Regions from separate parts of the Mus musculus genome. Here region 2 is linked to region 1. Evidence: chromatin loops called from intact Hi-C (ENCODE). Cell type or tissue: left cerebral cortex. All regions are shown on one strand.

Region 1 (2,500 bases):
CCAGAGAAATATGGTGGGGTCAACCAAGCCTATGGGGGGGGCACACTTTGGCTCAACTGTCTCTATAGACATCACTGAGCAAACTTTAAATCTATAAAATGTTTAACTTTAAGAAAATTACTGGTGCACATCTAATCACTATCTGATATCCCCAGGCACTCTCTAAGTGCTTAGATGTGTGAACTCGTTCACTCCAACTTATATGACGAAAGCATTACCGCTACCCCCCTTTGTAGGGAATACACAAGGAACATTGCCCATACTTGTGAAGGCCAGATGTAAGCATAAGTGAGGAGACCGAGAACTACACTGTTAACTTTTCTAGATGGAAGCTTGAAAGACATGTACCACAGACGAGCTCCTGAAATGTCTGGGCTGTCTTCACCTTTGCTGTATGATAGCAATGTGAAACATCACAGCCGAGAAGGCAGGGTCAGAGCTCAATGTTGCCAGGCACTTTCTGAACTTCTGTCCTCAGATAACTTAATATCTCGCTCCAGACTCTCAATGCTGCCAGTAAGTGCTGTGTAATCAAGGACGAGCTGGATGACTTCCACCAAGGGTTTTTTTTTTTTTTTTTTTTTTTTTTTTATAAGCTATCAGATCTGAACTTAATTAATCTACAGCCTGTTTTCAGAAATGAGATTCTCTAGTAATCCCAAGAAGAAAATGGTTTCCTTTCCCCTGTTTCCTATGAAAGTTATTATATTTACCAATCATTTAATTTATCAGTGTTTCACAGGCCAGTGACCAACATGAAATTAATCCTGTCTTAGGAAGACTGGGCCTGGGAACAAGGAACAAATTATAGCAGATAGAACAGGGGCTGTGTGGGGGGGGGTTTCTTTGTTTGTTTGTTTGTTTGTTTGTTTGTTTTTTGTTTTGTTTTGTTTTTTAGAGTACCAAAGGCGTTTTCCCTGTGATATTATCCATTACCAAAGAAGAGTGCAGAACATTTTGCTGGTTGCTAAGAATTTCAATGGGCTGAGAATTTTTAGGGCCTTGCTATTTATATGTATGGAGACAGCACAGATGGCTGCCTTCTCCCTTCTTTATCTGTAATACAGATCTATGAAGACGAAGGAAAACAGGAACACCATAGAAATGAACAGAAGTGGGACCAGAAAAGGGCAGCAGAAGATGCCCTGGAAATGTTCTGCATCTGTTAGTGCTCCCTGAACATAAACAAGGTGCTCATGTGGAGCTGACGGTCTGAGACTCAGAAGGGTCTGGTCTCTGGTTTCCGTCTTGAAATACTTAAAGTTTTTATTAGTTGCAGCAAAATACAGGAAACCCTCTCCTCCGTGTTCTTGTAAAGATTTCATTTTTTATTTTATTCATGTGTATGTCTGTGCATAATGTGCATGTGGTGCTCAGGGGGACCAGAAGAGGGAGTCAGATCCCATGGAATCAGAGTTACAGATGGTTGAGTTACCATGTGGGCACTGGGAACTGAACTCAGGTTCTTTGCAAGAGTAGCTCTTAACTGCTGAGCCATTTCTCCAGCTCTAATTCCAGCGTGTATAACAATGTCTTTCATTGCTGGCTTACAAAGTGCAGATACATTGGTTTTGGGGCAAACTGCTCTCCTCATGACACATGGGAGGCCCAAAAGAGAAAAAGGAGTCTCCCTCAAGGATGTGTCCACAATTGTGTAACATCCTCCAACTAGGCTGCACCTCTCAAGAGTCCCATCATCTCCCAAGCATCCTACCAGCACAGACAAAACCTCTACTATACTGATCTTTGAGAATTCTGATCTAAACCATGTCTAGTGAAGGTAAGCCAGGCTGGGACAAGCAGGTCATGCCATGAACCCAGGAGTCCTTCCATGAAAGCAAGACTCAGGTGGCCAGATCTGCAGGTGCCGTGCTGAGTGTCTTTTCTCTTTCTCCAGAACACTCGCTCTGTGACTGTATTCCCTGCCTGCTCTCCTCTGAGCTGGGCAAAGTGTTTTTAAGTCATTATAAACAGTACTGATTTGCAAGAAGCAATAGCCTGTGTGTCTCAAGGGAAAAGTCTACAGTCAAAAAACCCAATGCTTCATAAAAAAAAGGCTTTACAGTGATCTTGTTCCCCTGCAAACAAGGCTCTACCCTGCTGGAGGCTCCTACTTCTCTGAGCGGATCTCTGGCTCCTGACAGTGGGGACCACCTTGGAACTCAAACTCTCTGAGGTGTTCAGAAACACAACTCATTTTTTAAGCTTTCAAGCTCTGCGGCCTTAGCCATTATAGCAGAAGGAAAGAGTGTGTGCAAAGTTATGGAAAAGAAAAAAGCTAAAGCTTGTGGTATGTTCTGAAGTCACTGGAGGGTCGTGGGAGCACGCAGATGCTTCTGTCACTCAGCGCTGATGTTCTGCCTTTGAACTACTAGGGCATTACAGGAGAGAAGCTAATCTTTTGTGGCCAGCACAGCTTGCCTGTGTTGATAAGTGTGATTAACAACACTAAAGTCAAATACATTAGCAAATGCCTTATAGCTGCCAGGAACGCTCATGG
Region 2 (2,500 bases), 120 kb after region 1:
CTCACCTAACTCTGCTCTGTCTGTACAGCAACCCTCTGGGAATGTTTTCCTCCCAGACAGGCAAGGAGAGTGTACAATCCACTACTGTTTTCACCTCACCTCTGGCACACACGCGCACGCATGCATGCTCGATCCATGAATAGGGCTTCTGGGTTACTGAGAGCATTGCTTCCTCCAACGCTTTTCTGAGCCCCTGAGTAAACACCGATTGGGTCAGCAGGACCACAGGAAGGCCATGCGACCATTTTCAACTATAGTGGAAATTTGCAAGACCACACATGGTCGACAAGCCCCACCCGAAGTCCTCAAGGGTCAGCATCCAAGGGCACAAGGCCTCCTGACTCACTGTGACACACTACCAAACTCACACTCCAGCTGTCTCCAAAGAGCTTGTGCTCCGAGTGTCATTGTGCAAATTAAAATCAAGATAGCTGCTCTGATCGGTGCATTAACACCTCTGAAATTTACATTAAGGAAGGTCACACAAAGCAACGAAATTCACCAGGGAGCCTTCCCTCGTTATTGTTTAATGTGGCCATTCTAAAAATTACTTCCCCATAATCACCCACCTCTGCAGGAACAGAGCTGTTCTTGGCAGCATGCTAAGTACAGTTTCTGAGCAGCCAGAAACCTCACAAAAACCTGGTGTGTGTGTGTGTGTGTGTTCTTTTCAAAGAACAAGCTATAAGAGATATGTTCTCAAAGATTCTCTCAGGAGGCAAATGGAGTGAATTCCAAGACCAATCTGACCAATTTATCTTTGAAAGGAGTCATTCTAAGGAGGTGCTTGTCTTAAGGGTGAGTTAACATAAGCTGTTATCAATAAAGATAAATTATCAACAAAGAGAAGAAGTGATTTATCAATAAAGAGAGCAGATAGGTCCTAAGACATTTTTAGGAGAAAAAAAAGTATTATTTTTATTTCACATATATGAGGGATGCAGGGATCCACAGAGGCCAAAAGAGGGCATCAGATTCCCTGGAGCTTGAGTTACAGGTGTGTAGGTGTGTGTGTGTGTGTGTGTGTGTGTGTGTGTGCGCGCGCGCGCGCACGCACGTGCATGCTAGGAACCAAGCCAGGCCCTCTGCAATAGCAATGAAGCACTCTAGCTACTGAGCTATCTCTCCAGTCCCTCCTAAGACGTTTATTAACGAAAACAGAAGTGGACCTTGCGAGGAGGAAATGGCCTCACAGGAGAAAAGTGAGAGGACAGAAGGTGGCTGGAAAGCTGTGTTTGAAGCAGCCTGCAGGAGGAGGCCAACTCCACCACAAGCATGCCCTAGCCCCCAAGTGGGGAGCAGGACTCAATAGAGTTTTAAAGACTTGGTCCCACTCTTTCTGATGGCACAGATTCCTATTGCTCCTAGTGTGTCAAATCTGGAGGAGGTGAGAAAATTGTAGCTACACAAGATCACTTTTTATTTTCAGGGAATGGAAATATTTTAAAAATCTAGAGGTGGTAAAATAGCTCGCTGTTACATTAAACTGCCAAGTTCAGCAAAATGGCCACATAATGTTCTCTTTCTTTCCGTGACAAGAACGGAGACTGACAAATGGTGCCATAAAGAAACTCAGAGCACCTGTGTTTACTTAATAGGTTGGGAAAATGGAAAGAAGAAGAACACCCCCCCCCCCCACACACACACACTCCCAGCATGCTGGGTGGGAAATAATTGCTGACAGGTGAGTAACAGCTACAAGAACAATGGAAGTGAAAGCTTGCCTAGGACAGCTAGTGCTTTATTTTTTATATTCCAAGAAGAGAATGTAAATGAAGGTCACAGCACGCGTGCTGGCTTTTCCAAGAATTTGTTTCCCTATCTCCCTCCCTCCCCCCTCTCTTTCCCCCTCCCTCTCTCTCCCTCTCTCTCTCTCTCTCTCTCTCTCTCTTTCCCTCTCTTCTCTCCCTCCCCTTCTTCCTCTCTTCCTCCCTTTCTCCCCCTTCCACCACCCCCACCTCTGTTCACCCCTGCTTTTGTGTGACAAAACTTTTCCTAGAGAAGACACAACACACATCTACTCAGCCCAGATAGAGAACCCACGACAGACCAAAGTGCAGTCACTGTCAAAGTCCAACTTGGTGAACCAACATGTTGTACTGGGGTTCCTGACAGAATTATGGGTAAGGGGTTATTTACAGGAGCCGAAATGACTCAGGTAGCATCGCCAAGGTCCTCCTGAGCATGAGTGACACAAAAGCTGGGAACCTGGAGCACACTGCACCGCCTGCAGGCAGCTCAACAGGTTGGAAAGTGATCTCTCCTGGTACCTCAGCTAGTCTAAACCTCTTCCAGGCTGCTCAGCTGGCTTTGGGTTCTTCCACGCAGCTGGTCTGGTCTCAAAGTCTTTCTGCTACTTTGTTTCTCAATCTTCTTTGTGTCTTGGCTTGTCTGCAGTCTTTTCAGCAGTTCTAGTTGACTAGTCTTAGAGGGACCTTTAGCTTTCATTGCATCCTCTGGCAGGGAGGAACCTAGTGAATCTGGCCAGTTCCAGGGACTT

The links. Hi-C counts contacts between places; a loop is a spot of excess contacts. Peaks named below come from ENCODE experiments on the same cell type or tissue, not always from the same donor. Only the 100,000 strongest peaks of a DNase experiment are listed, where the experiment ranks them.
Region 2: a loop joins it to region 1, with 4 times the contacts of the local background. A loop is called at or near these places in 2 of 42 quality-filtered maps.

The regions. Positions count from the first base shown.
Region 1 is chr5:151,136,057-151,138,556 of GRCm38, reverse strand. All of the region lies in intron 1 of Stard13 (StAR-related lipid transfer (START) domain containing 13), which reads left to right. Among named protein-coding and RNA genes, the nearest start is that of Stard13, 53 kb to the left of the region's middle. In left cerebral cortex, a CTCF peak has its summit at 1,382 (motif pointing right); DNase peaks (open chromatin) are centred at 1,046 and 2,485; H3K27ac peaks cover 2,128 bases.
Region 2 is chr5:151,018,306-151,020,805 of GRCm38, reverse strand. No RefSeq gene overlaps it. Among named protein-coding and RNA genes, the nearest start is that of Kl, 67 kb to the right of the region's middle. In left cerebral cortex, a CTCF peak has its summit at 947 (motif pointing right); DNase peaks (open chromatin) are centred at 582 and 981; H3K27ac peaks cover 434 bases.